Linked DNA regions of Homo sapiens: region 2 is linked to region 1. A link is a loop called in an ENCODE intact Hi-C map of the cell type or tissue named here. Cell type or tissue: ascending aorta. All regions are shown on one strand.

Region 1 (8,000 bases):
ATCCTTGCAAGAAAATTTGTAGCTTAAAATATAGATATTAGAAGGGAAAAAAGATTAGAAAAATTAGTTCATTTTGTTGGAAATACATTTGAAAATATTTAATTCCATGAGAAAAAAGCAAAGCCTAATTTTTTTTTTTACACGAAGTCTCACTCTGTTGCCCAGGCTGGAGTGCAGTAGCACAATCCTGGCTCACTGCAGCCTCCCCATCCCGGGTTCAAGAGATTTCTCGTGCCTCTCAGCCTCCCAAGTAACTGGGATTACAGGCGCGTGTCACCACACCTGGCTAATTTTAGTATTTTTTGTAGAGACAGGGTTTCATGATGTTGGCCAGGCTGGTCATGAATGCCTGACCTCAAGTGATCCACCCGCCTCACTCTCCCAAAGTGCTGGGATTACAGGCATGAGCCACCACGCCTGGCTGCAAAACCTTATTTAAAGTGAAGCAATGATCTGTTCGTCAATCAGGTCTCTGGGCTCTTCCTGTCAGGCATCACACAAGATGCTTGTTGCTGTAGCAACCACTAGGGAAGGTGAAATAATAACTGAGGGCTCTTCCACAGAGAAAAATTTTCAGGTTTTGTTTTTAGGAGCTCTTTTCATTCAGATCATTGTGTTCTCAAATGGCACACAGATCTGGCTTGACGCCAATGTCAAATGAAGCAAACATTTTCCACCCACACTATCTGCCCACACTTCCTCTCCCAGTTGGTGAGAACATGGACTCACTGCTCCCCCGAGTGAGGAACAGCACCAGACCCCCAAGATCTTCACAGTGGTGCCACAGTGATTGGAGTTCTGCGGGGACCCAGGGAAACATGCTTTCTTCATGGGCTACTCAGCTCTGCAGATGCTCTTGTCAGTAAAAACCAACCCCAGGCCCCTGAATACATATTAGGAAAGGAATGACAGAGACATAAAAAGGGGGACAAGACCCCCACAATAAGGGGGACAAAACAGAGACACAATCGGAGAAATGAGACCGAGACACAGTGGGGGAGATGAGACAGACACACAATGCGGGGGGTGAGACTGAGACACAATGGGGGGGTGAGACTGAGACACAATGGGGGGGACGAGACAGACACAATGTGGGGGTGAGACTGAGACACAGTGGAGTTGAGACAGACACAATGGGGGGTGAGACAGAGACACAATGGGGAGTTGAGACAGACACAATGGGGGGTGAGACAGAGACACAATGCGGGGAGGTGAGACAGAGACACAATGAGGGGTGAGACTGAGACATAATGGGGAGTTGGGACAGACACAATGGGGGGTGAGACTGAGACACAATGGGGAGTTGGGACAGACACAATGGGGGGTGAGACTGAGACACAATGGGGAGTTGGGACAGACACAATGGGGGGTGAGACTGAGACACAATGGGGAGTTGGGACAGACACAATGGGGGGTGAGACTGAGACACAATGGGGAGTTGAGACAGACATAATGGGGGGTGAGACTGAGACACAATGCGGTGGGTGAGACAGAGACACAATGAGGGGGTGAGACTGAGACACAATGGGGGGATGAGACAGACACAATGTGGGGGGTGAGACAGACACAATGGGGAGGTGAGACTGAGAAACAATGTGGGGGATGAGACAGACACAATGTGGGGGGTGAGACTGAGACACAGTGGGGGGGGATGAGACAGACACAATGAGGGGTAAGACAGAGACACAATGGGGGGGGTGAGACTGAGACACAATGGGGGGTGAGACTGAGACACAATGGGGGGTGAGACTGAGACACAATGGGGGGTGAGACTGAGACACAATGGGGGATGAGACTCACACACAATGGGGGGTGAGACTGAGACACAACGGGGGGTGAGACTGAGACACAATGTGGGGTGAGACTGAGATAAAATGGGGAGTTGGGACAGACACAGTGGGGGAGCTAAGGCTGAGACACACTGTAGTGATGACACAGACACAGTGGAGGGGATGAGATTGAAGCATAAAGGGGACAGAAGCCGAGACATGATGGGTGAGGGGTTGAGAGTAGACAGAATGTGGAGGAGAGTGAGACTGAGAAACCATGTCAGAAACCACAAGCTAAATCAAAAGGGAAACAGTAATATGGAAAAATATATGCAAGAAATACGAAAAGGAGTTAGTATTCTTATGGTTGAGTCAGTAAGAGAAACACCAAGAGTCTAACAGATAGTAACAAATTACATAAATTTCAATCCAAAAAAACACAAATAAAAATGTTTAAGAAATATTCAAAAATTACCAATCCATTAAACAGCAACACTGCCACTTCCTACCTACTTAGTGGAACTCAAACATCTGAGAGAACACTTCGGAATACAGATGCCATTCTCAAAATTGAAGTTTTTCTTTGTTGACCAGGAGCATACTGAAGGGACCTGCCTAATTTTTACAGATGGCTGGGTCCTGAGACAGCCAGATGTCCCCTGGGCTGGCTGGAAGAGGGGATCCCAGAGCCCACACGGGTGTGGGAGCGACCGGGATGACCACTGCATGTAACCTAGGCAGGGAGGCCAGGCGCAAGACCGCACACCAGGAGTGGGGAGCAGAGCTCCCAGGTCCTTGGGCAGCTGACAGTTTTCAGTCAGCACCAGCTCAAAAACCTCACACTGGCCTGTCGTGGAAGTTGTGACGGAACAAAACTGTGTACACTTGGCCCGCACAGAGAGACTGGACGTCCACTCTGAGGTCTGCAGCGATGGAAGGGAAGGAGTGTATCTCATCCCGCACAGGAGACTGGACGTCCACTCTGAGGTCTGCAGTGATGGAAGGGAAGGAGTGTATTCTTGTCCCGCACAGGAGACCGGACGTCCACTCTGAGGTCTGCAGTGATGGAAGGGAAGGAGTGTATTCTCATCCCACAAAGGAGACCGGACGTCCACTCTGAGGTCTGCAGCAGTGGAAGGGAAGGAGTGTATCTCATCCCACACAGGAGACCGGACGTCCACTCTGAGGTCTGCAGCAGTGGAAGGGAAGGAGTGTATCTCATCCCATACAGGAGACCGGACATCCACTCTGAGGTCCGCAGCGATTGAAAGGAGGGCGTGTATTATCCCACACAGGAGACCGGACGTCCACTCTGAGGTCTGCAGCGATTGAAAGGAGGGCGTGTATTATCCCACACAGGAGACCAGACGTCCACTCTGCAGCGATGGAAGGGAAGGCGTGTATTCTCATCCCATACAGGAGACCGGACATCCACTCTAAGGTCTGCAGCGATGGAAGGGAGGGTGTGTATTCTCATCCCGCACAGGAGACCGGACGCCCACTCTGAGGTCTGCAGCGATGGAAGGGAGGGCATGTATTTGCAGGGTGCCAAGCAGGAGGGTGGGGCAGCTCCGCCTAAGTCCTGAACTCCCCACTGGCTGCAGACAAGGGTTCTAAAGGCAGCAGCGAATTTCAGGAAAGCAGAAGCTGCAGGCAAAGTCGTCAATCAGGACGTTGGGCGTACACGTGGGTTTTGACCTAAAAGGGTGGGAGATCTCGAAGTGAGGACTTAGGGGTCATCAGAGGATTCAAGGATTTCCTGATTTGTAGTTGGTTAAGGAAGAGCAGCTTTGTTTAAAAATTGGGGTCGGCAGAGAAATTGTTAACCGACTCAGGGGTGTGGCTCCCTCCAAGCCCCTCAAGAAGAAATTTAGACCCAAAGAACAGTGATCAGAGGTCAGCCTCCCGTTCCCCCCATCTAAGGTCTCTTCGTGGGGGTCCGCAGTGGGGTCTGGGCTTCTGAAAGGCAGCTCGGGGACATGTGTGAAGATGGGATCTTTAGAGTCTACAGAGAAACAAAAATCTCTGGACTCACTCCCCTGGCTGCTGACTTGGGCTGCCCGTAACCTTCTTGCTTATCAGGTTGTTCATTTACAGGCGAGCTGGCTTCCCCTTGAAGGAACTCTTTGCAGGGGGCTGGAGGACTGCAGGCCTCTAACAAGGGAGTCCCTGCTCCCTCTCAAAATGAACCCTTGATCCTTGGAGGGACTGTGAACTTTAACGTCCACACTCCGCAGGCCTTGAGGTGTCTGGGGACAGCCCCCCTTCCCACCGCCCGGGGGCGGCCCCTCCTCCGCACCCTGGGCAGAAAGAACGCGATGCCGTCATCCTCAACACGTGGCTCGGGCAACGGTTGAAATGGAGAGTTTTCAAGAATTATTTTTAATAAAATAAACCCTGAGGTCAGAGACTGGTCATGTCAGGCCCCGGGGCAGAGACTGTTTACAGTCTTTGGTGCCTAAAGAAAGGTCAGAGAAATTCCAGGGCTGCCCTCCCTCCACAGGAGGTCAAGTTTCATCACCAAGGAGGCCCCTTCTGCAGCCTGTGGGCTCTTTAAAGACCACACCCCTGCCTGTGCCTGCGTCAGAGCCCAGGTTCCCCGCTCTGCCCCCACCAGCTACTGCCCTTGGGCCTGGCACTCTCCCCAGGAACGCCTGTGAACAGCACTGTCAGCTCATCTCCCTGGGCTTCTAGTCAGAAAGGCTGGTGTGCAGAGGCTCACAGGCCACCTGTGCTATTTAAACATCGCAGTCAACTCCCCTTTGCCTGTTCCTATAGAAAACAAGGTCTAACAGTCATCTCCTTCCTCTAAAATAAGCAAAGTGACATTGCAGACCGTGTATACTACCTATTCTGTGTATGCGCACGTGAGCATGGCTGGTCACCGAGGCACAAAGCGTTTAAGAAGGCCCTGCTCAGGCCCAGCTCATACTTGGGTCAGAGCTGGGGACCCTTTCATAGCAGCCCCCTGCCAGGAAGTGCCAGCCAACTAGTGGCCAGATTTCTGAGTCTCACAGACATAAAAAGTCTGAAAGGGTTGCCTGTTGTTTCATTTTGGCCAGTAAAGTCTCAAAATAGGAATGGCCAGCTTTTATCAACAATATTTCAAAAGGATTTTTTTTTAAAGGACTCTCTGTTGAAAACATTTCTGTTTAGAGCTGGAGAGTCTCTTGTCTAGAATTATCTCATCCCCTGAGAATAAGAAGCAGCATCTGGCGGAAACCCCAGACCCCGCCAAGAGTCTGCCGTGCCCACCACAGTCGTGGCACAGCGTGTGCACCAAGGGCCTGCCAGGCCCACCGCAGGCATGGCACGGCATGTGCACTTTTTTCCAGGTGCCTGAAGCCCTCTGAGCACACGAGAGGGACAAGGCTGTCAACTCTGGGCCACACTCAATCAGCTCACCCTCCCACAGCCCACGTACAGGGAGCTGGCCCAGTTTGGGTGGCCAGACCTGTCTCATCTCTGGATCCACCCTGGCCCCGGTCAATTATGTTCTAGAGTGTGGGGGCATTCATGGATTTATAGATGTGTAGAAATGATCAGTTCTGACCCCGAGCCTCCGTTCACACAAACCCCCAAGCGCAAAGCTCCCGGCAGAAGTGCGACAGGGGCTCTCCAGGCCCACAGCCGCCTTTGTGTCCACACATGACATCACTTCACTGTGGGTGTCCTGAGGAACACAGCGTCCTTGGAGGGTTCCCTGAGGTTGGCGTGACCACAAAGGACAGCTTACTAGCAAGGAGCTGCCCTCACCCCCAGAAACGGTCACAATAACTCACAAATTATAAACACCTGAAAATCCACCAGATCAGCCGTTCCAGAGCCCAGCATTAGGAGGATTTGGCTGGGAGAAAGCATGGAGGCTGTCATGGCTGGCATGGGAGGGGGCGCCGGGGACACAGGCCAGGGAGAAGTCCCGTCCCCAAGGCTGCCTCCCACACGGGCGAAGCCAGCACCTGCCCATGCCCTCTGGCCTCTACAGCCTTGCAGGGCCACAGAAGGGCCCAGCTGCTCACCTCCACAGCTCCTCCTTCCCAAGATACTTCCCACATATGATGTGACTCTGACCTCGGTCTCCCAAGGAGTCCCATGCATTCATCTGAGCAGGGCATGGGGAGGCAGCTGGCCGTGCTGAGCAGGAGGGTGTGTGGTGCCAGGGCCCAGGACAGGTCCGAGGTCTGCAGTGCCTGGGCAGGGCCTGAACAGAACATCTCCTATGGCCACTGCATGTCCGCCTCCCCCCACACCAGGTTTGCCCACTGAGGCCAGTGCCCTGGACACCAGCCAAGGGCCCTGCCATGCCCATGACTTGTGCAGACCCAAAAGAGGGACAAGGCCGAGATGATTTAATGGCCCAGGGGAGCCTGGAGACCTCATCTCCAGAAATTTTACCATAATGTTGCTTGAAAAATGCCAAAATAATACGTTTTAAGTCATTTCAAATCAGAACATAAAAAGCAAATGCAAAGATACAGAAGTGCACAAGCCCCTTTGACCCCAATGCGACCTCGACCCCAACCCCGACCTTGACCCTGACCCCAACCTTGACCCCCCGACCCAACCTCAACCCTGACCCTGACCCAACCCGACCCAATCCCCATCTTGACCCTGACCCCAACCTTGACCCCCAACCCGACCTCAACCTCAACCCTGACCCCAACCCAACCCAGACCCCATCCCAACCTTGACCCTGACCCCAACCTTGACTCCCAACCCGACCTCAACCTCAACCCTGACCCCAACCTGACCCCAACCCAATCCTGACCTTGACCCTGACCCCAAACTTGACCCCAACCCAACCTCAACCTCAACCCTGACTCCAACCCGACCCGACCCAGACCCAACCCCGACCTGACCTCAACCGTGACCCCAACCCTGACCCCGACCCCGACCTCGACCTCAATCCCAATCTGACCCTGACCCCAGCCCCGACCCTGACCTCGTCCCTGACCCGGGGAAGGGTGAGGCCGTTGCCCTCCTCCCAGCAGAGCCTGGGGCCCCCAACGGCAGCATCCTCCAAATGCTCCTGGGGATTAGGCAGGTCCTGCCATCATGAGGATTTGCTAAAACCCAGCCAGTGCCTTTCAGAAGCAGCCTCACAGAAACTGCAGGAAAGAGCCCATTCCTCGCCTTCTGCCATGAGCCCTCTGTGGTTTTAAGCATGGGAGAATTTGGAGAACAATGGTGAAAGGGAGTTACGTGGGGCTATGTTCTCTAAAGAAGTCCCTGGCTGCTGCCACCTTGCACTTGTGACCGATGCTGGGGCCAACAGGAAATGCCAGTGCCTGGAGCCCCAGCGGGGCCGGGCGCTCATCCAGACGTGCTGCAGATGAACTTGGCCCTTCCTCATTAAACTTCACTGTGTGGAACATAAACCTCGTGAATTTTGATTCTCTACTAATTTGGAAATGGGTACTACATAGACGGGCTTGGCTGAAGTTTGTCTTTGAGTTAAAGAAAAGTTTGTTTAAAAAATAAGCAGCATCAATAAAACTGCAAGAGTAAACCTCTTAACAATATCACTTGTGGAGGATAAGGCTAATATTTACTTTAAGATCTGACCATTTTGCTGAGTAACAGCTGTGTTCCAGGGATAAAATGTGGCCTGTGGTATGGTCTAGTGTGTGTCACTGGTACTGACGGAGTTCTGACAAGACTTGTCAGATGTAACTTATGTGACCTGCTAATCAGAAATCTTTTCGATATCATATTGAGGATATGCCCCAAGAATCACATTAATGGATCAATTTGAATTTCCACATGAGACCGAATGTAATGGAAGCACATTACCTAAGAAACTGTAAACGCAGACTTCCCTTTATTTTGCACTAGACTCCTTTCTAAGTAGTAGCAATGGTGATGTTTTTCATGCAAGCAAACACACCACAGCTTGCTGATAGTAATGAACAATGGGCATAATTTCCAGAGCCAGAGGCGCTCCCAACACATACATATAAATCTTAACTTAATTATGATACTAAAGAAAGTGAATTACAAAAGAGATAGCTAGAGATGTTTTTGAAGATGTTTCTTATTTTAACCAAGCTTGAGTTTCTTGGGGCAGAGAAAGAGATTGACGATGCTCAGAGATCTTGCTCATTGTGACAAATCAGGGACGCTGGACACAGGCAGCGCGTTCTGGCCACTATCCTTTCAAAACAGAGCTTCAAGAACAACCTTCTGCATTACAGATCCTCTGCCTCTTATCTTTGACTGAATACCAGATCT
Region 2 (8,000 bases), 200 kb after region 1:
AGTGTAAGAAATCATCCTGTCTTCATATTTACACTCTGCTCAGAGTAGTTAGAAGAAGCACCTGGGAGGCGGGCTGTGGTGATGGCTCCAGTGTCACGGTGGCTCAGAAGAAAGGAGCAGGGAGGGTTTGATGGTAACTAAGGGGGCGTGTTATAAATTTACGGACATGCTAGGGAAGAGATTCTACTCTTATTGAAGGGCATGGCCTTACGTTCAGTGGCAACAGCGCGAGCGGCCGTGTGGAGGACAGTTGCAAAGGCAGATTTCTGGGCCGTCTCATCTGGAGGGAAATGCATGGAAGTTCTGATAGGGTTGTAACTCCTCCACCTGGTAGAAGGCTGCACTCAGCTTGGGACTTACTCTGGGCCCAGCAGTGAGGAAAGGAAGTGGTCCCACTAGACCCCAGCCCAGGTCCCCATGACCTGGGAGGAGTAGAAGTGCTCCTTCTGGATGGCTGGCCCAGGCCCTCAGGGCAGTTCTGATTTACAGGATGCAGGGACGTGGCTGGGATTACTGTCGTGCTTTTAAGACAGAGTTTGGACATGATGGGGGTGAAAGTAGTGATGTGTTCAGATCTAAGCTTGTGAAATCAGAAAAGGAAAGCTACTGTGTAATGCAGTATACTTCTATTCTTGCTGTAGCTACCAGAAAACTCACAGCCAAAATTATTGCTGGATTGTTGGGCCCTGTACTACTGTAATAGCCGGGAGTACCCATCACACTTTTCTTCAAATAGGCGATCTTCTTTTACTCTCAATGATCTTATTGTTCCTTGAACACTGAGTCACCTCCTGTTCTTTTGGAATTGGGTGGGGCATAGTTCTTACACAGATGGTGAATATGTTAGTAGTTGTCTTTTGCATGGGATCATTTTTTCCATAAAGCATGTTTTATTTATGGAGGTTTTTCCAGAGTCTTTCTTCCTGTCACTAATTTCTTTTCTTCATTTATTTTTCTTAACTGTTTTTAAAGTTCTATAATGTTTGTTAAAGCAAACTATTTATTTTTGTGAATTTTTTCCTGGATCGCATTTTAAGAAACTAGTCCAATTTATATGTAAGCATTAAAAATGAGTCTTGATGAATTTATGGACATTTATTAGGCATTTGCTATGTTCTAGGTACTGTGTTAGGTGCTAGTGACACAAAATGTGTGTAAGACAAGGCCTTAAACTCAGAAATTTACCAGCCGGCAATAACACAGCAAATCTGTTTAATCCTAGCATTAGTCATAGTATGAATTGGTGGGTTTTTTTCAATTATTTTTATTTATTTATTTTTTGACACAAGGTTTTGCTCTGTTGCCCAGACTGGAGTGCAGTGGCACAATCATGGCTCACTGCAGCCTCAACCTACTGGGCTCAGTCACCCCTCCCGCCTCAGCCTCCCCAGTAGCTTGGGCTACAGGCATGCGCCACCACGTCTCACTAATTTTTAAAATTTTTTGTAGAAGGGAGGTTTCTTACCCAGGCTGGTCTTGAACTCCTGGGCTCAAGCGATCCTCCTGCCTCTACTTCCCAAAGATCTGGGAGGGAATACAGGCGTGAGCCACTGCACCTGGCTGTTGTTATTTTTTTATCTGATAAAAGTATTATTTTTATTGTGTTCAACATGTTTTGAAATATGTATACATTGTAGAATGTGCTAAATCAAGCTAATTAACAAATGCATTATGTCACGGGCTTACCATTTTTTGTGGTGGAACACTAGAAAATCTACTCTTAGTGACTTTTTCAAGAATATATTATATTGTTGCTAACTATAGTTACAGTGTTGTACAATAGATCTCTTGAACTCATTCCTTGTAATTGAAATGTTTTATCCATTTGTTAATATCTCTCTAGACTCTCCCCCATTCTTTTAGTAAAAATAATACATGTTCACTTTTTTAAAATCCAAGAAAAAATATATTTAAAAGATCATCCATAATACCAAACCATCCATAATGGTAGTTGCTAGTAAAGTATAAATTGAATGGGGTTTAATGGATTACGGCAGTGTCTAGATGAAAGTATCAGTACAAAGTAAGAAGCACATCCCACGTGCACTTGTGTATTGCAGCAGCAGTGTCCTTTCGGATAACAGCTTCAGTTTTGTGCTTGGTGATTGCGTGCTGGAATTAGTGATAACCACACCAACAGCAGATGTGGAAATACTAATATGATGGTTTTCATTATGCTTTCTTTATTACTTGTAAAATTGTCATTGAAACTGAGTTTCTTTTTTTTAATTTGTTCAGTTACACGGTGAAGTCCCCCTTTATCTTTCTATATTTAATGAACATGTAGTTGTATTTTTCTTCATTTCTTATGTTATGGCTAGACAGGTTTCAAAAACATTTTTTTCTGATTTAAAGAAGAAAGTATGCTCATTGAAGAATAAGCTTTGGAGGAGAATAAAGAAGAAAAACGTTACCTGCAATTCTACTAACTAGTGATAACATTACATTGGCAACATTTCCGTGGATTTTGTTAATGTTTTAATGATATGTTTGGATATATGGGTGTGTATAGTATCCTCCTTTCTTAAATGCTATATTATGGATAGTATGTTATTCTTCAGAAATATGACTTTGACTATTGCAGTATCATCTGTCTTATGAAGCTACCAGACTTTATTTAAATGATGTCTGATAGACATTTGAAAAACTAGATTGTGAGATATGATATAATGAGAAGAGTTAAAAATAGAATTTGAGATATTTAATTTTCTGCTCTTTTTAAGTTATGAAAACGTATTTACTTGAGCTATTTATTAGATCTGTGTCTAGGATATATGAATTATTTTTGAACTCATTAGACATGATAATTTTGTAAGCAGAAGTCTGGCCTTGGAAGGCAGTGTTTGTTTTTGCATGGTATGTTGTTAAAAGACAGAGGATTTATCCCTATCTCTTTTTGTCTGAATAACCTTTGGAAGAAAGCATTCCCTCCATAATGAGTCACAACTTCAGATTGCTTTTCTTCCCCTGTGCTGTGTTGGTATATTAAAGTTTGCTAACAGTTACAAGTATTTTTAACTGCCATGGTTTCGTGTAGCACAATTGAGTAATGGCTACTTTGAGGTTCCCATGATGATTTGTTGAATTGGTGTGTCCTTGTCTGGACATGACCAGTCATGTGGCCAGGGCCCGTGCGAGTGGGGCTGCCCTTCTGTGGGGTGTGCTGAGGTGTGGCCACCGGCCTCTGGTTAGCTTTGAGGCTCCCACCGTCTCGCAGAGCCCACAGCTCAGGCTCTGGCTCTGGTGGGTGTGGGTTGCGCCCTGAGACCCACCCCTTCCTAACTCCCTGCCCTTGGGTGAGTCAGGTCCAACTCTTAGAACCTTGTTTCCTCTTTGGTTTGATGGGGGTTGAGCCTGACTCTGTGCTGTGGTTGTGAGGCTGGAATGCGGAGAGGCCAGTGAACACACTGGACATGGGCGGGCAGGGAGGCATGTCCTCGGGTCAGCCGTCTGAGTCACAGGCCCAGAGATGCCCAGCTGTGACCAGTGCTCCGCTTGCAGGCAAGTCCTGGTGTGGCCTTTGCCACCTCCCTCCCCCACCTCTGCTGAAATGGAACAGATGAGCCCTGGGGTTTTTCTTTGTTTCTGTTCCACCGTGGTTTGTTTACGCTGTTGCTAAGAATTTATCTACCATAATGCTTTGTTGTTATTAACACTTGCAAGTATGTGTGCCGTAAAATTTCACTTTCTCTTCCTCTCTGTATATCCCTAAAATAATATCCAAGGAGCCTACAGTGGCACTCCTCTTCCTTGCCTTGATTTGCTCTGTATCTTCCTTAAAACAAATATTGTTCCAAGGACATGGCTAATCTTTCTTGACTCCACTTCCAGGAGTCATCCTGATGCCATAGATAATGATAGTTAATTTTACATTTTGTACATATAACATTTAATTATTCTAATATTCATTAACTTCCTTTTGTGAATAAGTGCTGGTTAGTGACTAAAAAGTGGGGATTTGAAAGTGCACATCCTATTTCGGGGTCAGTTGTAATAGTTTAATTTTAACGTGTATTATATGTGGAGTTGTTTCCTGTCTGAGGGATTGATATGTTTTAAGTTTCCCAGAGTAAGGTAGATCTGTAGAAAATAAATCCAGTGATTTGGGAGAACATTATCTAACTTCATGCCATAAATATTATACTGGAGTACCTATTATATGCTAGTTTTTGATTATGCTGCTCACATTTTGAGAACCAGTATCAAATTGCTAAAATTATTAATCTGAATGATACTTTCACCTTCCATTTTCTTATGAAACTTTGTTATATATTTGTTAAAGCATTTAGTTTAATCTGTAAACCAAAAGTATCTGAGACAAGTCTCAATTAATTTAGTATTTTATTTTGCCAGGTTTAAAGGATGCTGGTGACATAGTCTCAAGACATTTGCCCAAGGGGGTTGACCTGTAAGTTTTAGGGATACATAAGACACCAATCAATACATGTAAGCTGTACATTGGTTCAGAAAGGTTGGACACCTGGAAGTGGGTACATTGGTTCAGAAAGGTGGGACACCTGGAAGCAGGTACATTGGTTCAGAAAGGTGGGACAGCTGGAAGCGGGTACATTCGTTCAGCAAGGTGGGACACCTGGAAGCAGGTTGGTGTGGGGAGCGCTCCAGATCATAGCTGGACTCAAAGATTTTTCTGATTGGCAATTGGTTAAGTTACTGTCTAGAGACCTGGAATCAATATAAAGGAATGTCTGGATTACCTTGTGGAGACCAAGGTTTTATTGTACAGATGAAGCCTCCAGGTAGCAGGCTTCAGAGAGAATAGATGGTTAATGTTTCCTGTCAGACTTAAAGAGTCTGTCAGTTCTTCTGTCAGTTCTGTCAGTCTTAAGTCTGTGTCATGGTAATGAGGTGTGTCCGATGCCCCACCCCCTCATCGTGGCCTGAAGTAGTTTTACAGGTTAACTTTGGAATGCCTCTGGCAGAGAGGAGGAGCTGTTCAGATAGTTGGGAGCTTAGAATTTTCTTTTTGGTTTATACTTTGTACCCAATTTGTAAAATGTTATATAAAGCTGGTGTTGATATTTATACACAATTAGAAGTGAATTGCCTACTGAGATCATTAATTTATTTCATTTGTGCTACAAATCTTTAAATGGCTAGTAAGTGCGTACCTAAAATTTGTTAACACCGTCTACATTAATATCTGAGTGCTAGACTTTTGAAACCGAAACTCCAAATGTAATCCAATACAAAGTAACAATACTCTTCCTACTTATTTTTTCACACATATAAAGATCTTGGAATTTATCCAGTAACTAGTAGAAAGAATTGATTTTACTTAATCACAAATGGTGCTGTGTGTGAAGCAAAGTTTTAAAAGAAATGCTCCGTAGATGTCAACGTGAGTACTGGAGCAGGAGGGAAAGGATGACATGGTTGGTGCATTAGGGCGCCTGTGACAAAGTGCCATCAACTTGGTGGCTTCAGACAACACTCTTATCTTTTAAGGGTTCTGGAGGCCAGCAGTTGGAAATCAGTTCCTCTGGGCTAAAACTGAGGGGTGGGCAGGGTGTGCACTCTGGAGGCTCCTGGGGAGAAGCTTTTCCTGCTTTTCTTGCTTCTCAGCCACATTCCATGGCTGCAGGCCCTTCTCCCTTCAGAGCTGGCAGCTGCTTTCATCCTCATGGGGCCATTCTGCTTTCTGTTTTGTCAAATCTCTGTTCCTCCCTGTTTTCTTTCTTTTCGTTAGACAAGGATTGAGGCTGCAGTGAGCTGTTTGCACCTAGGCTGGAGTGTGGTTGTGTGATCATAGCTCACTGCAGTCTCGACCTCCTGGACTCAAGCAACCCTTCCACTTCAGCCTCTCGAGTATCTGGGACTACAGGCCTGTACCACCACACCCAGCTAATTAGCTAATTTTAAACATTTTTTGTAGAGATGGAGTCTCACTGTGTTGCCCAGGCTGGACTTCCTCCGTTTTTAAGGATACTGGAGATGGCATTTAGGGCCTTATGGATAGTCCTCCACCAGCGAAGATCCTCCATTTTACCACATCTGCAGCGTTCTTTTTGCCATATAAAGCGACACTCACAAATTCCAGGGATTAGGACGTGACCATCTTTTGAGGGCTGTTACTCAGCTTCCCACACTACCCTGTTTCTTGGAGTATTCAGGAGCCAGGAAGGCTTAGTTCCAGCACTTTCCCCGTGCCGTAACATCTCAGAAATCAGATTTATTTTACAAGGGTGTATCACTGTTAATGGACTGTGCTCTTAGTGGCACATAAAGTGATGGTGCAGCTTATAATTGATCACATCTTGGATTCAATACTAAGGTTTTTTTCCATTTTTGGCTGTAGTCCTGGTGTCTGAGGTTGGATGTGGTCTTTCAGAGGTGGGATGAGGAGGAGCTGTGCAGTGGGAAGAAGGGTTAGGAACTGTGGGAACTGAGATGACCACAGGAAGCAGCACCATAAGTTACACAAGTGGAAGAGTTGGGCTTGATCCCTAGACACAGGGCAGCATCCAGATATCCACTAGAGGGATGTGTCCCAATTTAAAAGGGGGGTTTAGCAAGATACATTTGGCAGGGATATCCAGAGGGACTGGGGACACATATCTAAGCATGAGGGGGAAGGAGTGTGCCTGAATGTCAGGGGAATAGCTTTGGGGAGGAAGGAAGATAGATGAGTGAGCCAGGAATGTGAACAACCACCCCAGGGTGTAGAAATGATGGCTGGAACAATAGGAGCAGTAGTTTGAGGCTGGGGCTGCGGTGGGAGATTACTTCAGTCTTTAATGTTGGTGTAAGAAACCCAAGGAAGTTCCAAGAGGACTCAGCCCAACAGCAGCCAGCACCTCCCTGGAGAGACAGGAGACAGGCAAGCGAGAGGCGGAAGACCGTGTGGATAGCTTCACAAGGGAGCTGCCTCTCTGCACTCGGAGGAGTGTAACAGAAAACCCGTGAGAAAACAAACGGTGAATGTGCTTAGCACTCATTGCAGGCTCTCTTCTAACTCTTTACATGGAAGTCATTTAAACCTCACAGCTAACCCGCCACCTTTGTTTTACAGGTAAGGAAACAAGCTCTGCTAATGTCAGAGGTGAGCAAGGCAGCCCTTGACCTGTGAGGTCTGTGCACTCCCTTGCATTCTCTGCTCTCTCCTCTCTCTTGATGGCAGTAGGGGAGGAACTGGGGATTTGGCACCATCTAATCTAGTCATTTTTACAACCCCAAGAGAATTGCATGTCATTTCCGCTCTTCAGAGGAGGAGCTAAGGTCTGAGAGACCCTGCAGTCACCCCAGTACAAGTCAGGTGTACCCGCCTGGCCATACTCAGTGCCCTGGGAGCTGGGCCCAGCCCATAAAACCTGTGCTTTGCAGAAGGCACCAGAGACACCAGGGTGGTGGCAGGTTACTGTTTCTAGAAGAGCAAAACCAATGCAAGTGAATAAGCCACCACCTTGTTAGCCAGTGGGAGTTTCTCTGGGTGTTTTAAGTTTATATACTGTTAGCATTCTTAAATACGTTAGGAGGTGACAGCCAGACTGTGATATATTTTTAAATGTTTCACATCTGTGAGAGTAATCGGGACGAGTAACGTATATTTTTAAATGTTTTAGATCTGTGAGGGTAATCGGGACGAGTAATGTATATTTTTAAAACGTTTTTGATCTGTGAGAGTAATCGGGACGAGTAACATATATTTTTAAAACGTTTTTGATCTGTGAGAGTCATCTGGACGAGTAAGGTATATTATTTCATATATATATATATATATATATATATATATATATATATATATATATATATATATATATAATTTTTTTTTTTTTGAGACGGAGTCTCGCTCTGTCGCCCAGGCTGGAGTGCAGTGGCGCGATCTTGGCTCACTGCAAGCTCCGCTTCCTGGGTTCATGCCATTCTCCTGCCTCAGCCTTCCGAGTAGCTGGGACTACAGGCGTCCACCACCACGCCCGACTAATTTTTTGTATTTTCTAGTAGAGACAGGGTTTCACCATGTTGGCCAGGATGATCTCTGT

What was found. Hi-C counts contacts between places; a loop is a spot of excess contacts. Peaks named below come from ENCODE experiments on the same cell type or tissue, not always from the same donor. Only the 100,000 strongest peaks of a DNase experiment are listed, where the experiment ranks them.
Region 2: a loop joins it to region 1, with 2.0 times the contacts of the local background. A loop is called at or near these places in 1 of 110 quality-filtered maps.

What each region holds. Positions count from the first base shown.
Region 1 is chr7:159,011,925-159,019,924 of GRCh38, reverse strand. LINC00689 (long intergenic non-protein coding RNA 689) reads right to left here. Exons shown (of 5, transcript NR_024394.1): 2 at 2,279-3,467. Among named protein-coding and RNA genes, the nearest start is that of LINC00689, 7.6 kb to the right of the region's middle. RefSeq lists enhancers at 3,697-4,325, 4,086-4,615, 5,584-6,213. In ascending aorta, CTCF peaks have their summits at 3,803 and 4,012 (motif pointing right); DNase peaks (open chromatin) are centred at 657, 4,354 and 7,034; H3K27ac peaks cover 6,584 bases.
Region 2 is chr7:158,814,067-158,822,066 of GRCh38, reverse strand. The region is part of intron 1 of ESYT2 (extended synaptotagmin 2); the gene reads left to right. Among named protein-coding and RNA genes, the nearest start is that of ESYT2, 11 kb to the left of the region's middle. RefSeq lists an enhancer at 3,492-3,651 and a silencer at 6,695-6,989. In ascending aorta, no CTCF peak of the experiment used is centred here; a DNase peak (open chromatin) is centred at 3,456; H3K4me3 peaks cover 5,028 bases; H3K27ac peaks cover 7,185 bases.